Linked DNA regions of Homo sapiens: region 2 is linked to region 1. Evidence: read pairs that join two places in POLR2A ChIA-PET (ENCODE). Cell type or tissue: OCI-LY7. All regions are shown on one strand. Each heading gives the region's core, and the rest is flanking DNA. Links, peaks and the distances in the headings are about the cores only.

Region 1 (10,585 bases), core at 2,246-7,245:
AGCCTGGCCAACATGGCGAAACCCCATCTCTACTAAAAATACAAAAATTAGCTGGATGTGGTGGTGCACCCTGTAATCCCAGCTACTTGGGAGGCTGAGGTAGGAGAAACACTTGAACCCGGGTGGTGGAGGTTGCAGTGAGCTGAGGTTGTGCCCCTGCACTCCAGCCTGGGAGACAGAGTAAGACTCCATCTCAAAAAAAAAAAAAAAAAAGTCAGTTTCTCTCTTAATCCGAAAACTTTCTGCAGTGTTTTTATTTTATTTTAGCATCTAATTCCACATGTCAGTTCTCTGGAAAAATTTATCCCCTCCTTTCATTACTTTAACTTAGCTAGTATTTTTCTTTGCATGTCTCTTATTTTTCATCAGTAAGTGTTTTATTTGGTTTCTTCCAGCCCCACGTTACACAGCTTCTTGATTTTAAAGCAATGTGATTGACTGCTGAGTGGCTGGCACCTGTGGGAGGAGGAAGCTGTGTGGGTGCAGGAGGCAGCTGGGCTGTGTGGGTAGGATGCAATGACTCACTTTTGTCATGTGTTGATTTTTGATGCAGAAATGTTGAGGACCCCAAAAGAAAACTCTTTATTTGTATTAAAGAGCCCTTAAGTCATTTTTAGCCTTGAGGGGGGAAAAAAAACTTCTGAAGCTCCTTTGACCTGTCTTCCCATTTCATAAACTTCTGTGTCTTTTACCTCCATTTCATCTGATTGATTTCTCATTCACCAAAGTTTAATGCTAATTTCATGCTCATTAGACAAGGTGGACTTTGCACCAAACAGCTTCTCAAGCATCTGCAGTATTTTTATGTGCTGCACTTTGGTTTTATATTCCATCACACAGGTCTTGAATGTTGTTCATTTTATATTTTGATAGATTCCTAAATTGTGAAAGTAATCAATGTTCATAATAGAAATCGTGGGAAATATAGAAGATATAAAATAGAAAAATAAAATAATTCATAATCCCTATAACACAGCTATTACCAACAAAAGTTGGTGTACAACTTTTCAGGTATTTTTTATGCACATGGATATATACATGAATGTAAACATCATAATGCACTCATTATAATGTATACATTATATTTTTAATGTATATGCTATACCTGGCAGTATGTATATTATATTTTACTTTTTATTTTTACTTGATATAGTTTGGATTTATCCCCTGTTGCTAAGTCTTATTCTACTTTTTTCTTTTTCTTTGGTTTCATGATATCCCATTATTTGAAATTATTATATACATATATATCATTATTACATATATACACATACACACGTATATAAACATTTTCTTACTGATAGGTATTTAGACATTTTCCATTATTTTATTGTAAAAAAATATTTTTTCAATGGACGGGTAAATCTATTCACATTTATAATAATTTTCTCAGAGTAAATTCCAAGGAATGGAATTATTGGGTCAGAGTGTACATAATTTTTAGGATTTAAGCCTTCTAGAAAGTTTACACTTGGCTGGGGTGTGGTGGCTCATGCCTGTAATCCCAGCACTTTAGGTGGCTGAGGCAGAAGGATTGCTTGAGGTCAGGAGTTTGAGACCAGCCCGTGCAGCATAGTGATACCTGTGTTTACAAAAAATTTTAAAAAATTAGCCAGGCATGGTGACACATGCCTGTAGTCCCAGCTACTCAGGAGGCTGAGGCTGAAGGATCGCTTGAGCCCAGAATTTTGAGGCTGTGCATATATAGTGAGCTATGATTTTGTCACTGCACTCTAGTATGGGCAACAAACTGAGAACTGTCTGCCTTAAAAAAAAAAAAAAAAAAAGGAAAAAAAAAAGAAAAGAAAGTTTACACTTCCCACAGCATAAAAGAGTGTCATTTCTCTGCATTTTCATTGACTCCTTTACTTTGCCCACTTCTTAGGCAAAACAATTGGCATTTTATAGTTGGTTTAATGTGCATTTATTAGAAGCAAGATGGAGAGTAATTTCTCATATATTTATTTACCATTTTAAATTTCCATGAATTTGCTTGTTGATGTCTATAGCATGATTGTCTAATGTAATGTTTTTATCATTGCTGAGTTATTTTAAATTGATCATAAGAGATGATTTATAAAGATATTAACCTTTCATCTCTCACATATTGCATATATTTTTAAGAAATTATCTTCTTTTAAATTTGTTATATATTAACATTTTCATTGTAATTATGAATGGCTTCTGTTTTATATTTCCTAAATGTTTATTGCAATTGCAAAGGAAGCTCTTTGTTTTCATAATAGTTTTGCATCTTGATGCCTTACTAAATTGTATTATTACTTCTAATAGCTATTCAGCTAAGTCTGTTGGGGTATTTGGTTGACATCCACAACATCTGCAAATAGAGATAATTATCTATTTTATTTTCTAGAATTATATCTTCTTACTTTCTAGAAATCTTATTGCAGTGGCTGGGATTTTCAGAAAGCCATTATATAGTAAGTTGTGGGAATAGATGACAGCCTTTATTTCTGATTTTCATGGGAATACCTAGATGCACAAAGTTGGAAGTTGTTATGAAACATATATTCTCTATGTTAAGGAAATGCCCTTATATTTTTAATTTGAAGTTATTATTTTTTAATTTAAAATTTTTATTCTTCTTAGAGCTAGGGGTCTTGCTCTGTTGCCCAGGCTGGCCTCAAACTCCTGGCCTCAGGTGATACTCTCAACTCAGCCTCCTGAGTAGCTGAGATTACAGGTGCGTGCCACTGTGCCCAGCTCAGCAATTATTTTTAATGAGAAATGGATTGAGAATTTTAATTAATGTACTTGGAGCATGTTCGAGATGCTGATGAGTTTTTTCCATTGAGCTATCCTTGCATTCTGCAAATAAATTTTAAACTCACGATCTAGGTCTTATAACACTTGGTACATTTTGTTAGTTTTTCTTTCATATTTTTGTTTATAGCCATAAAGGAGTTTTAGACTAATCTAAATTTCGTTTTTGTGACATTGTCAAATTTTGATATCAAATTTCTACTACCTTGTTACTGGTCATCTTTGAGCCTTGGATGGATTTGCATCTGTGGTTATATTCCCCTTTGTTATATTTTCTATACCTTTTTTCTCTCTTTTGTTCTTGATTATACTTACCAGGGACTTACTAGATATCAGTTATTTAACTCTAAAACCCAGTTCTGGATTAACTAATAAGCTTACCTATTTATTTTTTAAAAATCTCGTTTTATATATGTTACTGCTATTTTTTAATGAATCTGTTTTTTTTTTTTTAATTTCCTTATTTGGAACCTTAGTTAACGTGTTTTAATGTTGAAATTTATGAGAGAGCATTAGCCCCTGCTTCCCACCGTTGCAAATTCTCCTCGGTTTCCAGTAATCACATGATCTCCTTCTTCTTTAAAAAAAATGCAGGTTTGGGCCAGGCATGGTGGCTCACACCTGTAATCCCAGCATTTTGGAAAGCCGAGGCAGGAGGATTATTTGAGGCCGGGAGTTTGAGTTCAACCTGGGAAACATAGGAAGACCCTGTCTCTAAAAAAATTTTTTAATTAGCTGGGCGTGATGCCACATGCCTGTAGTCCCAGTTACTAGGGAGACTGAGGTGGGAGGATCATTTGAGCCTAGGAGTTCAAGGCTGCAGTCAGCCATGATCATGTCACTGTACTCCAGTCTGGGTGACAGAGCAAGACCTTGTCTCTTAAAAACAGAAAAAGGAGGTTTGTTACATTTTATAAAACCACTTCCAGGTAGAGCTGCAAATTCAAAATTCAGTGATAAATGAAGAGAGAAAATCCCTATCGTTTCCTTATTTCCTCTTTTGAATACTAAGATAATTCAAACCAAAATGTGCTGATTGGGCATTATTTGGGTGTCATTCTTTGGGGGACTTTGTTTTCTGTTTGCAGATATTGCGGTGGTGGAGATGAGCGATGCCTTCCGGCAGCCGTCCTTGTTTTACCACCTTGGGGTGAGAGAAAGTTTCAGCATGGCCAACAACATCATCCTCTACTGTGATACTAACTCGGACTCTCTGCAGTCACTGAAGGTACCTCCCTTGTTTACTGAATGTTTCATTTTAACATCAGCATTTCAGGGATACCGGTTTGTCATCCAAACATTTTAAGTAGCTTTTATTTGTGAAAGACTTTTATATGTTTGGTTAGTATGCATCAATTACTTGTCAAATTGGGAGGTTTATCGAGAATTCACTGTAGAAATTTGATGACACGAGTAGGAAAAAAGTTCACACTGAGTTCTGAGTTTCAGTCATGGTTGTAGCGGAGGAGACTGTGTTAATAGGAAGTCATTAGCGCCGACGTGGAGAAGGGAGATTGCATAAGGTATGGTCAAGCCTCCATGCTTTGTCACTTTTGGGAGCTTCATGGTGCCCACCAGTCTCCCAACTAAAAGTACACTTCCTACTTGAAAGTGCTCTGAGAAATTCTGAGTATACCCAAATAGTTGCCTTCCTCTTTCACTAGGGTATGATTTAAACTAAGATGGGAGAAAAGGAGGAGAAACTTACTATGTTTGTCTACAAAATTCAACCTGTCTCGATGTCATTCTCTCCAGTAATAGGAGCTTACTGCTATAAAGGCATTTCCTCCATCCAAAGAAGTTTGCCTAAAATGCTTTTTGCAAGGCCAAGTGATTTTACACTGTGTGATTCTTTGAAAAGCATCCCACAGTTCAGTGAATCGCATGCTGAGCTTGCCATCATCCATTTCCTTTGTGAAACTTCCAGCTAGCTTCATGTGGCTTTTTCTCAGCTCTGTCTTCCAGTTCCCAAATCTGAGCCAACCTTGGGACATTGAGCTCTAGAATCCTTAACCATATTACTAATGACTTAGCAATTGTTATATGAGTATCTCTAACCCATATTTCATGCAAAAAAGTCAGTAGTATTTTGCATTCTGAGTATTTAAAGCATGTGTGGCTTTCTTTGAGAAATCTGCAGAACTTCATTGAGCAAACATACCTACTACATGCCAGGCATTGTGCTGGTGATTGACAGGTATATCCCTTTCCAGAATACTCTGAAACAGTTCTAAGAGATTTGCCCCTACTTGTCCTAAGTCTGTTTTTTTATCCTAGAGCAATCCTTTACCTGGAGCAATCCTTAAGCCCCTCCTTAATTTTCCTCCAGATTTACCCCTTTAATTAGTACATCATAAAATGTTGTAACTCATTTTTAATTAGACATTTTGATTTGCTGCTATTTGCAACCCATATTAGCATTTGATGAAGGAATTATTTTATTTAGCTCTTTTCATTTTTCTTTGGGTTAAGTTTATGTATGTATGTATTTATTTATTTATTTAGACAGGATCTCGCTCTCTCACCCAGGCTGGAATGCAGTGTCGTGATCACAGCTCACTGCAGCCATGACCTCCTGCGTTCAAGTGATCCTCCCTCCTCAGCCTCCTGAGTAGCTGGGACTACAGATGCATGCTACCTCACCCAGCTAATTTTTCTCTTTTTTGTAGAGATGGGGTTTTGCCATGTTGCCCAGGCTGGTCTTGAACTCCTGGGTTCAAGCGATTCTCCCACCTTGGCCTCCCAAAGGGTTGGGATTATAGGTGTGAGCTGCCACACCTAGATCACCTAGATAGATTAAGTTTATTTAAGCAGGCCCTATTATGTTGGAGATTTTTTACTTTCTACATTTTTTTGCTCTTGCTCCTGCTAGTATCTGGTGGTTTAATTTTGTGCCCATTCTTTCCTAGGGAAGTATTTTTAAATGAAGCAAACTTACATTTGAGAGAAAGAGATAAAGCTAATCTTACCACACATATGTCCGGGACAAATAAACTGGCTTATTGTTTTAAGCTAGCCTTTGTCTAGGAGTGTTATTGGCATTTGATTGAAGTAGTTCCTTAAAAAGGCTAATGATGTCTAAACTGTGCTCATTTATCTTGTACATATTATCTGCTTCTTATTGAGTATTCACTATGTGCTAGGTACCAAGTGCTTTATCTGCATACATTTTCAAATTCTTAAAGGAGAGGCTGGGTGTGGTAATCCCAGCACTTTGCGGAGCTGAGGCAGTTGGATCACTTGAGGCCAGGAGTTCAAGACCAGCCTGGCCAACGTGGTGAAACCTTGTCTCTACTAAATACAAAAATTAGCCAGGTGTGGCAGCACATGCCTGTAATCCCAGCTACTTGGGAGGCATGAGAATCTCTTGAACCCAGGAGGCAGAGGTTGCAGTAAGCTGAGATCACACCACTGCACTCCAGCCTGGGCGACACAGCAAGACCCTGTCTCAAAAAAATCACAAAACAAAGAATAATAATAATAATAATTCTTAAAAGAGCTCTGTAAGATGTATTTTCTATTAGCATTTTTTTAGTATCACAAACCGAAGCTCAAAGAAATTCAATCATTTGCCTAAGGTGATATAGCTAGGAAAATTTGGGATTACGACTGCCTGACTCCAAAGCCTGTTGCCCTTGACTGCTAAGCATTATTGTTAGTTACTTCTAGTTAAAATTATATCATATATTCCTGCTGAGTGTGTTCATTTAGAAAAGCCTATCAGCTATGCCTCCTGAGTTTTCCTAGGTAACATCCTTCTTTTTTTCTTTTCCCTTCTCCTTTCTATTAACTTAAACTTTTGCTGTTTTCTTATTTAGACTATTCCTAGCCTGGTAGGTCATGTGTCTGGTTGCAGAGGACAGAAATATCTGGGATAGGAAGCATATTTGGCAGTCTAGCAATTTCCTCTGAGTCCTGAAAGTTCCTCAGGTCCTATGCTACCGAAAAGAGTTGGTGTGTGTGTGTATTTTTAGTTTTATTCATTTCTGGTCAATTAGTTAAAGATGTAACCCTTATTCCTGCCATTGACCAACAGATAGGAAAACTGCCATGAAAGAAGCAGAACAAGAGATATTTAAAATAATATATCATGTAAGGATTAGCCAAGTGAAATAAAAACAAAGCATTTCTCTGTTTTCACAGGGCAAAGACAGTTTTAGAATGCTATTCTTGTCATATGTTTAGTTTCACTTAGGTTGATTCTTTGGCCATCTAGAAAGTACAGCTGCACAAGTTTTATTTTAATCTGCTGCTCTTTGTTGAAGACTGCAGTTTCTCTTTGGTGGCAAATTCTCAGGAAGAAATCGTAGAAAAAAATTTTTTTTTGTTTTAATTTAAGCTCCTGGAAAAGTAATGGGAGCTATGAAAGTACTTTAAAAATCTATGTCTGAAGTATCATTTGAAAGGATATTTAGAATCTAGTCATAGCATTTAATTGTAATAAGATTTATATCCATTGTTTTAAATCACAAGTACTATTTTGTTGTACTAAGAATGAAAAATTTTAGTATTTTTTTCAAGAGAAGATGATCATTACACTTTGAGAGAAGGAAGTTGATTTTTTCTTTTTTTTTTTGCTTTTTTAGTGCAATGGAGCAATCTCAGCTCACTGCAACCTCCGCCTCCAGAGTAGCTGGGATTATAGGCACGTGCCACCATGCCTGGCTAATTTTTATATTTTTAGTAGAGATGGGGTTTCACCATGTTGGCCAGGCTGGTCTTGAACTCCTGACCTCAAGTAATCTGCCCACCTCGGCCCCCCAAAGTGCTGGGATCACAGGCGTGAGCCACTGTGCCTGGCCAATTCTTTTTATTTTCTTTAGCATTGTAACAACACTTTTATTTTTTACAATTTTCTTTAAGTCTCATGAGAATTTCTCTCGTGCCTACTAATGTTTATTGAGAGAATATCTGTGCCAATATTTACATTGGTTTAAAATAAGAAATGCTAGTAACAATTATTTTCTGATTTATTTCATGCATTATGAAATGATCATACTTCCACTTGGGGTCTCTCAGTAAGTGGTGAGTAAGTCTGGACACTCCTGGTCAATGAGCTGTGGTGCAGATGCATTAAACACCTCTGATGACTTAGGAGAAATGAACCTGTTTTGTGTAGAGTGAGGAAGTTGTTTTAATGAACCATCTCTTATCACTAGAAATTCCTTTATAACACCAGCTCTCAGCTTATCTTCTTGTGATCCTTTCCTCCACTCCCTTCCTCAGCTCCTCTATGTTCTGGGCCACTCCCCACTCACTTTAAACAATGCTACTTTTAAAGGAAGCAAAACAACAGGATGAAACATGACTGCACGTGCCAGATAGTTGAGAATTAAAAGCTCTTATACTACAGATGGCCAGATTGTGGAGAGTGGGAAACCTACACACTGCTGGTGGGAGAGATACTACCTTCTGAAGCGCAATTTGGGAATATTTAATAATATCAAATGAGCATATCACCAAGACTTAGTCATTCCAACCCTAAATGTATACTGTAAAAAAAGTCTCTTGCATGCATAAGGAGATATAATCAAGAATGTTTATGTTAACATGTTTATAATAGCTCCTCCTCCCAAGGAAATGGAGAATTAATAGATACCTTCAGCTGTAATTTTTTTTTTTTTTTTTTTTTTTTTTTTTTTTTTTTTTTGAGACGATCTTGCTTTGTCACCCGGGCTGGAGTGCAGTGGTGCTATCCCGGCTCACTGCAACCTCCACCTCCTGGGTTCAAGCAATTCTCCTGTCTCAGCCTCCCTAGTAGCTGGGATTACAGGCTCCCGCCACCACGCCCAGCTGATTTTTGTATTTTAGTAGAGACGGGGTTTCGCCATGTTGGCCAGGCTGATATCAAACTCCTGATCTCAAGCAATCCGCCCCCGTTGGCCTCCCAAAGTGCTGGGATTACAGGTGTGAACCACCATGCCCAGCCAGCTATAATCATTTAATGGAATATTATAGAGCACTTAAAACAAATCAGTTAGTGCTTCAGACGTCAATATCAATATATCTCAAAACAACAGTGTTGGGGTAAAAAAATTACTTGTGTACAGTATCATACCATCTATATAAAATATTGTCAGTGCAAGAGGATGCTTTTATACACACTTGTGTTATAAAAGGATAGACATGTGCATGGAATTATAAACAACATTCAGAATAGTTACCTCTTAGGGGATAGGAATGGAATAAAATTGGGAAGGGAAGATGAGAGTCTTCAACTGTATCTGTAATGTTATAGTTCTAAATCTAGGTGGTAGATTATGAGTGCTAATTTTTGTACTTTTTATATACTTGAAATATTTAATAATTAACCTTTTTTAAAAAAGGAAAAGGTTGCTATATTCTTTTATTTTTTGTATCCACCAGGATAACGTATATGCATTTTGGACACTGGAATCCCAAAATATTTTTAGTGTCTTTTTTCTATGTTCTGGCTGTGGTTAGAAAGCTTCAGATATTTGGATATTTCCCTTTCTGCACTCAAACAGACTTTGTTCTCATTTTATCCATTATAGAAGTAATGTTTCTTGATAGGTTGGTAGGCACATCAGTTAGTGGTGATGCAGTTTGTGTTGAAACGTAATGATTATGTTAGATTATTTCTTGTTCAAAAAATTTAGTTGTATTTTTATCTTTAACCATTGGCTGAAAAGTTACTTTATGGATGGGATTTTCATTAATAGACTATTCTCTGTGGCAACCTGTCTACACGCTTACTCCTTCACTATCTCACTGTATACAGAACACACATATGTGATGCTTGAAACCCTTACTCTGCCTCAGTGCATCTATTATTTTCTAGATTGGGATCTGGCTAGCATGAAATCTTAGGTGCACAAACCAAAATTTGTAACATTTCACTAAATTAGCCCTTAAAAATCAGCAAATTTTAATAATACGGCAGCTCCCCAAAACATTAAAAATAAAATTACCACATGATCCAGCAATTCCACTTCTGGATATATACCCAAAAGAACTGAAAGCGGGATCTTGAAGAGGTGTTTATATACCCATGTTCATGGTAGCATTATTCTTAGTAGCCAAAAGGTGGAAGCAACCCACATATTTATCAACAGATCATTGGCTGAACAACATGTGGTATATACATATAATGGAATATTATTCAATCTTAAAAAGGAAGGAAATTTTGACATATGGTACAACATAAATGAACGTTGAAAACTACTGCTCATTTGAGCAGTTCTGTGATACCTAGACCCATGATCTTTTATCTGCAGGCACTGAGGGACTCAATCTCCTTTAGAACTTAAACACGGAGTCTTGTCTTTCTGGCACTCATTCATATCCATTTGAAGCAAATGGTTATAGTTTTGAAAATAGCAGTGATGTCCATGTGTAAATTTTGATGATTATACCAGTTTGTAAATTGGTGAGGACACCTGGTAATTTGTTACAAATACCTCACACTTAAATTGAATTCTTACCTGTATTTGGAGAATCTACTCGGATTCCAGAGTGTTCTTAAACCCATAAAAACATTTTATCTTTTTGTTTTTACAAACAAAAAACAGTACTTCCTTTTGTTAAAGTTTTGCCTCCCTTATCAAAGTAAATAAGATGAATTTGGTTTTAGCTTGAGTTGTGCATGGAATTAAAATTTTTATTTTTCAAAGGTTTAGGATTCTTTTAGTTTAACAAAGAATTTTTGCTGGATTCTTTTCAGCATTTTAAAAATCATCAACTTGTTAGTGGTACAAAGTACACACTCAGTAAATGTTTTTTAAAAACATCCTTGGAAAATATGATCCTATAAAGTGGTCTCACAATTTGTGAACTGGAA
Region 2 (10,585 bases), core at 1,868-6,867, 110 kb after region 1:
CAGGAGTTTGAGACTAGCCTGGACAACATGGTAAAACAAAAAATACAAAAATTAGCTGGGCATGGTGGTGCATGCCTGTAGTCACAGCTACTCGGGAGGCTGAAATGGGAGCATTGCTTGAGCCTGGGAGGCTGAGGGTGCAGTGAGCTGTAATCGTGCCACTGCATTCCAGCCTGGGTGACAGAGAGAGACCCTGTCTCAAATCATCATCATCACCATCATCATCATCATCATCATCATCATCGAGTTACTTGATTGTTTCAGATTTTTCTTTATCTCTTAACTCTGTAGAATACAGAGGCACAGTATTTGCCACTAATCTATATCAAGAGCAGTTATAAGCCAGGTTTGTTGGCTCACAGCTGTAATCCCAGCCCTTTGGGAGGCTGAGGTGGGGAGAGGTGATCTGTGGTCAGGAGTTCGAGACTAGCCTGGCCAACATGGTGAAACTCCGTCTCTACTAAAAATGCAAAAATTAGCCAGGCATGGTGGCAGGCGCCTGTAATCCCAGCTACTTGGGAGGCTGAGGCAGGAGAATCACTTGAACTCGGGAGGCAGAGGTTTCAGTGAGCTGAGATCACGCCATTGCACCCCAGCCTGGGCGACAAGAGTGAAACTCCATCTCAAAAAAAAAAAAAAAAAAAAAGAGGAGCAGGTATGAACCAACATCAAAGTGTTTTAACCCTCATGGAAGAAGCAACTTGTAAATACCCTTATAGTTGAGAGTCATTACCTAAGTATCTTATTGGTAACACTGTATATTGATATTTCTGGTGTTATCTCACTCAAGCAATTATCAAAATGTTGTTGCTATCTCTAACTGGTATACTATTAAAGTGCTCATTTTAATACGTGCCCTTCATAGTTCCTGAAGTAATTCTAAAGAAAAAAAGAATAATCGATCTAAAATACAAGTCTTTTGTTATTGTTATTGCTGTTGGCTGCTTTCTGGAAATATTACACAGATAATAAAAATTAATTTAAATTAAATGAATTTAAATGTTTATAAACTAATTGCTTTAGCTAAAGCACTTACTCTAAAAAGCTTATTGAAAATAGCATTATTCAGCATTAACCAATGGATTTGTCAGTGTAAGATCTAAGGATTTCCTACATGTAGGACTGAAGCAAGTGTGAGACACCAGGTTTGCACTAATGTGAATTATTAGTGTATTTCACACCTGTAGCCTCCATTATAGAAGATATATATATATTCAATTTAGATTATATATAGATCTATATCTCGAGGAATTGCTTTGAGTCTGTATTTATTGTTGCTGACACCCTACAATATTTAGCTTCTTAAGTAAAATTTGAGGCTACTGATTTGGACTGAGCTCCTGCACTAGGCTCCAACAGACCAGCCTGTGGAACCATGCTAGGGTTCCACATCACCAAACCAAAACTAAGCAGTTTACTTGTAAGATCTGACCTTCTGAAAAATCAGGAGAGAGATGATAGCCAAATTCTCCAACAGGCCAGTTTTCAAAAAACAAAAACAAAACAGAGTCACAGGGACTGATCAAAAGGCACCCAGCCAACCTGAGCTGGCATGAAAAGAAGTCCCCTCTGCTTTAACCCCTGCAAGGGAAGTAACCTGAACTAACCTAACGTTAACCACTTGGTTTTTGCTCTGTGTTGTTTTTCTTCCTGCTCAAGCTACCTTAGGAAAGAAAACCCACTGTTTTGCCATGCCCAGCGGACCTCCTATTTTGATTGGATACTGCCTGGCTCATGAATCATGAATAAAAGCCAATTTGATTTTTAAAACTCAATTTGCTGAAATTATGTTCTTTGGCAAGCTGTACAATAATTACATTAGGGCTACATTAAATTCAGGGTGGTTAAGAGTCTATAAAGCTTTACAGTACTTCCAATAATCATCAAAAGTGTTGTTCTGCTCCAGAAATATAAAATAACTTTTATAATTTGAATCAGCAACATATATCAAGTACATAATTTTGAAGTCACACTTTCAATGTGGAGGCTTCATGAGGATTAGGTAAAAATCATGATATAATAGAATTAGTGGATACAGTAAGGTGAAGATTTTGACGCAAGGGGCTCAAAGAGATTTGACATATGAGTGGTTTTATGTTTGCTATTGAAAAATTGACGGGCCTTTCAGGAAGTTCTGGAATGTACATTATGCAAGTTTTGTCTTCCTGGGCAAGAGTCTCCTGATTAATAGTAAATTGTAATAGTAAAGTTTTATAGTCAATAATAAAGTTGTGTTGATGAGGCCAGTGGAATAGAAAGTCATGTTAATATGTTAATATGGAGAGTAAACTGTGGACAATTTCCGTTCTCCTGGGTTTGAATCTTAGCTCTGTCACTTAATAGCTTTGGGATCTTGAGCAAGTCAGTCATCCTCTCTGTGAATCAGTTTCCTCATCTGTAAAATGGGCATACCAATACTACCTTCTCATGGAAATGAATTAATGTATACAACTGGCTTAGTACCTGACACATTTCCCCTCAGATCCTACCACACCTTCAACCTCATAGAATTTACCTTAGGAGAAATAAAGGCCTTAAGTGGTTGTTTTGGTTTTACATATGGACATATATTTGGCTGACATTTTCCATTTGTATTGTTTAAATTTATACAGTAAAGTCTGGCTACATAATTAACTCATTGACAATTGCATGTCTTTTAGATACTCTCAGCCCCTGCATGAAGAAATAGCATTGCATAAACACCTGAAGCACAAAAATATTGTCCAGTATCTGGGCTCTTTCAGTGAGAATGGTTTCATTAAAATCTTCATGGAGCAGGTCCCTGGAGGTAAGAGATATTTCTTTCTTTAAAAAGTGTGAATGTTTAGAGCTTCGGAGGGGAGTAAAATTGAATGGGATTTACTAGCGTACAGGTCTTAATCTGTCTAAACTGAAAGAAAAATTGGACATGTGACATTACCTCCAGTTTGTTAGGAGATGTCAACCATAAATGATGAGATTTAGAAAATATCCTAATGTATAGAGTTTATTCCAGTGCAAAGCTTGAGGATAGCCACCCAGGAAACACAGACTCCAAAAGAATGGGCCAGTGTTCCAAAGTGAGGAAGTTCATGTTTCACTTATATAAGCTGAAGACTAACAGGGTGGCAACATCTTCTACCCAAAGTCATTACATTTAAGTGGTTACAGCTTGCTGTATTCCAAGGCACATTATTTTAATGTTCCATAAGGAGGGGTAATGGTCTCGGGGGATCTTTTCTTTGGCACCATTCAGTCTTCTCCAATCATTTACAGGACAAAAATGCGGAAGAGATTTAGCCTATAATCGCAGAATCAGAAGTTACAACTGAATGCTATATGACTCAGGCCACAAAGTCACATTCCTTAAATAATAAGGCTCAAATAATTTAAAGTTCTAGAAGCTTTACATGTGAATTATGTAATTTCACAGAGACAATACATAAATATGGGAACCATTTCAGTATCTATCATCATGACTTGAATTAAAGTTGGCAATTGACATTGGCCTTTTACTTAGACATATTTGATTACAAGCATCTTTAGAGTAGGGATATTTGCAAATTCATGTTTGAGCCCGATATCCAGTATAGCTCCTGGGCCACTGTGAAGAACCAATGACTGTTAGCTTAAATTACTGTTACATTATTAATACACTTTAAAGAGCTCATTTGAATGAGGATTTATTTACTATTTATCCCTACTTTACAGGAAGTCTTTCTGCTCTCCTTCGTTCCAAATGGGGTCCATTAAAAGACAATGAGCAAACAATTGGCTTTTATACAAAGCAAATACTGGAAGGATTAAAATATCTCCATGACAATCAGATAGTTCACCGGGACATAAAGGTGAGGTACACCAGCATTCATTTTCATGAGTTCTTTCTTTGCTGGGTTATTATTTTACTTGCAAAAGTCATATTGTGTTATGAGTATTAATTTAGAATGGTGAATAAGTAAATCTTAGAAACAGCAGAAATATAAAATATCGTTCAACCCTGAATCAGTTATTTATGTTCATGTCTTAACGCTTCTGCTCAAGGAACACACTGCTTAACTGCGTTCAGCCAACAAGATTGTGCTCCCACCACACAATGTTTCCTAGGAGCTCTGTGGTGTGGGATGCAGCTGTCAAAAGTTAAACAGGAGATGGCCCCTGGTCCTGAGGAGCTTATAGGCTGGTTAATCTTTGTATCCTTGCCCATAGTAGCTACTCAGTAAATACTTATTGAATCAATGGATGAATGGTTAGAAGAAAAAAAATTCCTCTTTTCTCACAAGTATCACATATTCATTGATTTAACTATAATTATAAGGTATAGATTCTCTAAAATAAGCTAAAATAATAACTTTACATTCTCTTTTTAAAAAGAAAATTCAGAACTAATACATTTTTTACAAAGTCTGGACTGTTGAAAATAAGTTAATATTAGTACCCTAAAATCAACCAAAAAGCCCATTTATCTATCATGTCCCTACATATTCCAGGAAAAGAAGTAAAGAAACATAGAAAAGAAAGTAAGGTAACTGGAAAGTTATGAAAATCGTAATTTAATTATACATACATCATTATATATCTGTAAATAGCAACAAGCTCTAACCAATTAGGAATCATATTTGATCTTGTGATCTGAGTAGCAGATTATGAAGAACTTATAACCATCCAATGAGTTCATGTTGCCCACTGACCAGATAGAGCTGATTTCTCAAGATGTAAGAATTGCAATTGAGAAAGAGTTTAATACACATAGAGATGGCCAAACAAAATATTGGATCTTATAATTATTCAAATCAGCTTCTCCAAAAATTTAGAGGCTAGGGTTTTTCAAAGATAGTTTGGTGAGCAGGGGGCTAGGGTCTGGGTGGTTGGGGATGTAATTATAGGGGTGTGGAAAATGGTTCTTGTGTGTTGAGTCCACTTCTGGGTAGGGGCCACAGGACTGGTTGAGTCCAGAGTCACAGGTCTGGGTGATGCCATCTGATAGTCAGAAATGGAGAAGCCTGTAAAGACATCTCAAAAGGCCAGTCTTCAGTTCTACAATAGTGATGTCAATTATAGGAACAATTGGGGAAGTTGCAAATCTTGTGACCCCCAGAATAATGGGCTGATAATCATTTGACTGTGCCTACATCTTAGCGGACTTTAGGCCCCTCTCATCCTCCTAACCTGGTGGCCTTTCATTAGTTTTACAAAGATAGTTTAGTTTTGGGGAAGGGCTATTATCAACTAAACTATAAATTAAATTTCTCCAAGTGAGCTTGGTCTACACCCTGGAATGACCAAGGGCAGTTTGGAAATTTAAAGCAAGATGGTGGTGGTTAGATCAGATCTCTTTTACTGTCATAATTTTCTCACTGTTGTAATTTTCGCAAAGGCGGTTGGTTTCAAACTGATAATATGTAAACAAAAAATAGTGTCAAGAATGCACTATTGAGATAAACTATTAATGAAGAATACAGAATTAATGTCGTTGGTAGCTGTAAGGACACCTTTTTTTTTTTTAAATTGGACTTACCAAGTCAACAACAGACAGTATCTGAAGAAAGATAACAATTGTGATTAAAGTCCTCTGTTCTCTAGGGTGACAATGTGTTGATTAATACCTACAGTGGTGTTCTCAAGATCTCTGACTTCGGAACATCAAAGAGGCTTGCTGGCATAAACCCCTGTACTGAAACTTTTACTGGTATGTTTTTGCAATGATGATACAGATCTTATGTAATTAAAGAAATAATTGCTGAGTTTGAGCACAATGTGAGAGAGAAATTCAGTTGGTGTTCTCACACACAGTAATGTTGGTATCTTTTTTCTTTCTTTTCTTTTCTTTTCTTTCTTTTTTTTTTTTTTTTTTTTTTTTTTTGAGACAGGGTCTTGCCCTGTCACCTAGGCTGGAATGCAGTGGTGTGATCACCTATCACTGCAGCCTCAAACTCCCAGGCTCAAGCAATCCTCCCACCTCAGCCTCCTGAGTAGCTGGGACTACAGGCATGCGCCACCACGCCCAGCTAATTTTTTTGTATTTTTGATGGAGACAAGGTTTCACCATGTTGCCCAGGCTGGTCTCAAACTCCTGGGCTCAAGCGATATACCTGTGGCCTCCAAAAGTGTTGGGATTACAGGCGTGAGCCACTGCGCCTGGCCAATGTTGGTATCTTTTGATGCTCACTGAAAAATGTGTTACAGAATTTGATTTGGCCCTTTTCTCTTCCTGTATTTATATGACTTGCTTAGTTAGTCTCCTGCTTAATGCCACTGAAGATTTTTTTTTTTTTTTAATTCTCAACTTGTTACTTATTTTTCTTTTCATGTAATTACTTCTTTCCTGGTTGGCCTACAATAACTCTAGCAAGATTTTTTTTTTTTTTTTTTTATTAAACATTTCCTTGGCCCAACCTCTCTGTGATGCTTACTCATACCCTAATCACTTCCCATTTGGACGATGAATTCCCTCTTTTACTGTTTACTCTCTGTGGTTGACTCCCCTACTCCACAATATAAATAACCCTAGGATTTCAATTCAGAAGAGGAAGTGACTCACCGACTCAGAAGAAGGGAGGGAGAGAGCTTTCCTGAGAAAGTAGGCAACGCAACCACTGAGCTGCCTCTGGTGCAAAGTACTGGGAGGGTGGAGACCAAGTGATTTCCAAAAAGGTAACAGTAGCCAAGAGGAAGCTCAGACTCAAGAGATTCATGACTGCCCAACAGTTATAGGGAGGGTGTGTGAGACTTCAAACCTGATCTCCATTTAGTTCTTATCACTCCATCATGCTAATTCTCATGAAGTGTTAAGTTCTTCTTATAGAGAGAAATTTAGCAGGAAAAAAAAAAGGGTAAGGGGAAGGGAAGAGAAAAAGATCATGAATAATCTTTGGTCTAATATGAAGCAACATGGCCCCATCTCAATTCTGTGAGGTAGGTGGGAGTACCTCCATTTTGTAGATGAGGAAATTACCTGGGAGAGAAGTGACATTGCAGTCAGAAGTCACAGCAGTGTGTACCGGATAGAACTCAGACTGGTTTTTTGTTTTTGTTTTTGTTTTGAGACTGGGTCTTGCTATGTTGCCCAGGCTGGTCTTGAACTCCTGGGTTTAAGCAGTCCACCCACCCCACTCTCCTAAGTATCTAGGATGTCATGCCTGGCAAAACTGTTTTTTTGTTTTTGTTTTTTCTTTTGAGATGGGTTCTCGCTCTGTAACCCAGGCTGAAGTACAGTGGTGTAATCTCTGCTCACTGTGACCTCCCCTACCCCGGGCTCAAGTGATTCTCCTACCTCAGCCTCCCTAGTAGCTGGGACCATAGGCACGCACCTCCATGCCTGGCTAATTTTTTGTATTTTTGGTAGAGACAGGGTTTCACCATGTTGCCCAGGCTGGTCTCAAACTCCTGACCTCAAGTGATCCACCTGCCTTGGACTCCCAAAGTGCTGGGATTACATGTGCGAACCCCCACGCCTAGCCAGAACTCAGATTTTGTATCTACTGTTTGCTCTTTGCTTTTACCTTCTGGCTCTAGTCCATCTTTCTCTCTACCTTCCTGCAGGAGGAGAGAGAGACATTCTGTGTAAGTTTTTTCCCTAGAGCATTCAGTCAGCAATACCCCTGGCCCAGCTCCCACCTCAGGGCAATGGATATTTTAGGGTACAGAATTAAACACATTTTGAATATATTTTTTTGAAAAAACTAAATTCTGACCTATTAATAACTTCAAATGTCTTTACATTTCTTTCCTCTTACTCTTAACTTGGCAAGCAGCAGTTTCAGTGCTGTCAAGACTCAGTAATTTCTGAGAGGAAAATCCCTCGTTTCACACACTTTGTGGGACAGGATGTTAACACAGTATCTTCTGCTACTAATCTGGGGAACATCTTTTTTGTAAAATCTCCAAAGGAATTGTAGGAAAGCAGTCCTCACAGAGCCCTTTTCTTGGACCTCTTCCACTGGTGTCACGTAAGAGTGACGTGTGTCACTAACATGTATAGATCTGTCCCCAGCACCGGTCCCGAGGGCCCTGCACATCATAGGCTTCAAACGTGAACTTGGTGGTCACTAAGTCCCAGGTGGGTTAGTCCCAGGTGCTCAGTCAATAAATTGGTCTGCATCACCTTTTGGTGATTTTGATGAGGGAAAAGGCAGCAGTGATCACCATTTATGGAGTGCTTACTGTGTTACCTTGCTCTGCACTAAGTGCTTTACATATGTTGTTTTATTGAAATTCATACATCAGCCTTAATCATTAGGTATCATTATCCCAGTTTGTGGTGAGAAAATGAAGGTTCAAAGAGGTTGAATAACTTGCCCAAGGTCACAAAGCTAGTTGGTAATAGAGCTGAGACTCAAGCAAGACTTAACAGGCCAAAGGGAATTAATTATCTTCTCCCAAACCTGTCCCCGGCACACTCTTCTGTCCCAGTTGGCAGCCACTCCCGACATTGTTATCCAGGGCACTTCTCTTTTCTCACACTCCAACCCAGTCCGTCCACGAAGCCTTCAAAACATGTCCAACATTGGGCCGGTTCTCACCACCTCTGCTGCTGCCACTCTCATCGCTCACCTGCATTTTCGGTGGCTTCCCCAACTGTGCTCCTGCTTCACTTTTGCCCCCTACTGTCTACTCTCAGCACTGCAGCCAGAGTGATCCCTCTGAAACATAAACCAAGTCCTATTGCTCAGAGCCCTCAGTGGCTTGCTTTTTTTTTTTGTTCAGAGTAAACAAATGTCAGAACCCTCATAGTGGGGGACAAGGCTCTGACCTGATTCGGAGTCTGTTCCCTTTCAGACCCCATTTCCTACTCTTCTTCTGTTATTTACTCAGAGCCAGAAACGTGGACCTTCCTGCATTTCCTCCATGACAGCAGGCAGGGTCCCATCACAGGGCCTTTGCACAGGCTTTTCCTCCTGCCGCTACCCCAGCTGTCTGCATGGGTAACTTTCTTACCTTCTTCCAGTCTCAACGCAGATGTCCACCTCTGCAGTGAGACCAGCCATGAACACCCTATTTACCATGGCAGCCTTCCTGCTGATCCTCTTCACTCGGGTCTATATTTTTTTGGTCATAACATGTCACTTTCTAACATGCTGTATAATTTACTTACTGTGCTGATAATTTATCATCTGGCTTCTACTGCAAAAACATAAGCCCAGGTATTTCTATATGTTTTCTCCTCTGCTGTATTCTAAGTGCCTAGAACAGTGCCTGGCCCATAGTAGGTCCTCAGTGTGGATCTGTTAAATGAATGAGTGAATGAATGAAATGTGACATTAGAGTTTAATTAACCACTAAGCTGTACCACCTCCCTGGGTAGTTGCAGCAGCAAAGAAATTCTACAATAGATATTTCAAAGCAATTTTTTAAAAAAACTTTAGAATGCAGATATGTGAGGTATGAGTTTTAGAGCAAATACTCTCATTGATTTTACTTAAGCCAGTGTTCAGGTTGGCTCTCATCTTCATTATCCAGCTTCGTAAATTGCTTTGTTTAAAATATTATGTGTCATGTATTTGTGGAGTAAAAAGAGGAGCAGATAAGAACACATGACTCAACCTGTTTTTCTGGCACTTGCTCAGTGGGGGATAATTAAACACAATTGGCAGATGGTTATCTGACAAATCAAATATTGCATAATTTGTTGTTGACATTACTTGAATTGTCTAATTTACGATGTTTAAAAATTAAAAATTTCCAAATTTTGATCCACTATAACTCCCACTTAGCTATTAGTACAACTTAAATTCTCTCATTAATTCTATTCTAGGCCCCGAGACAACAAAAGGGGGTGGTAGGCTTCGATGCATTTTCGAAAAGACCATTTGAGCTTATTTAAATCATACAAAATTATCACTTGGGGAAAAGCTACAAATGAAGAGAAATCATACCAATTTTGTAGTAAAGGTGGGCGAGCGTCTTTGGGGAGCATGGTTGCCTTGTCTTTGGCCAGGTGAAAGGCTTTCTGAGAGCAGACATGTGCAGTTGTATGTTAGCGTGAACTACTGCTATGCAGTGATAAGGTCTGCAGGATAAACCTAGAAAGACTGCAATACATAACAAAAATGATACACTTTTATTTTTGTAAACAATAGTCCATTTCTCACCTATGATAGTGCTTTTCAGAGGAACAGTTTGCAGGAATTTTACACAATTGTTTTCACCTAAAACCATGCATGAGGCATTCCTAAAAGGTGTCATCTGTATTTATCAAAATGTCTGTCACTTTGGTTATGAATCAGAAAATCTGAAGCAGTTCTTTTGGCAAACACCTCATAATTTGAAGTAATTCAACATGGCATCTTGGATGAGTTCTTGTTTGCTGACTATATTATTTGTATATCAGAAGCAGGGTATGCGGTGATATGTTTCTATTCATGCTCCTGACTCATTGCTAGACTTTAGGAAACCACTTTATGGGGTATTCGAAGTTCAAATCCAGCCTCTCATTTAGGTTAATGAGGTAGTTGTACTTAAGTGTTTACCTGGGGTATACTAGGCCAGAAGCAGACTAAGGGCTCGTGGCCCCCTCCACTTAATTCTTTCTATTATACCACACTCTCCACCTCTCTGATTCCATGCAGGCTTAAAGCTCTTCCCTTTTTCATTGTATTCTTTTTGTTTG

The links. ChIA-PET counts read pairs that join two places held together with the same protein. Peaks named below come from ENCODE experiments on the same cell type or tissue, not always from the same donor. Only the 100,000 strongest peaks of a DNase experiment are listed, where the experiment ranks them.
Region 2: POLR2A ChIA-PET joins it to region 1 with 8 read pairs; 2 of 35 experiments call an interaction of 5 or more read pairs at or near these places.

The regions. Positions count from the first base shown.
Region 1 is chr6:136,713,877-136,724,461 of GRCh38, reverse strand. It overlaps MAP3K5 (mitogen-activated protein kinase kinase kinase 5), which reads left to right. Exons shown (of 30, transcript NM_005923.4): 2 at 3,873-4,012. Among named protein-coding and RNA genes, the nearest start is that of MAP3K5-AS2, 65 kb to the left of the region's middle. RefSeq lists an enhancer at 502-551. In OCI-LY7, for the core only: no CTCF peak of the experiment used is centred there; DNase peaks (open chromatin) are centred at 3,911, 4,341, 4,661 and 6,991; H3K4me3 peaks cover 2,835 bases; H3K27ac peaks cover 4,355 bases.
Region 2 is chr6:136,606,362-136,616,946 of GRCh38, reverse strand. MAP3K5 (mitogen-activated protein kinase kinase kinase 5) reads left to right here. Exons shown (of 30, transcript NM_005923.4): 16 at 2,661-2,788; 17 at 3,691-3,827; 18 at 5,560-5,665. Among named protein-coding and RNA genes, the nearest start is that of MAP3K5-AS1, 17 kb to the left of the region's middle. RefSeq lists enhancers at 3,212-3,781, 3,782-4,352. In OCI-LY7, for the core only: no CTCF peak of the experiment used is centred there; no DNase peak of the experiment used is centred there.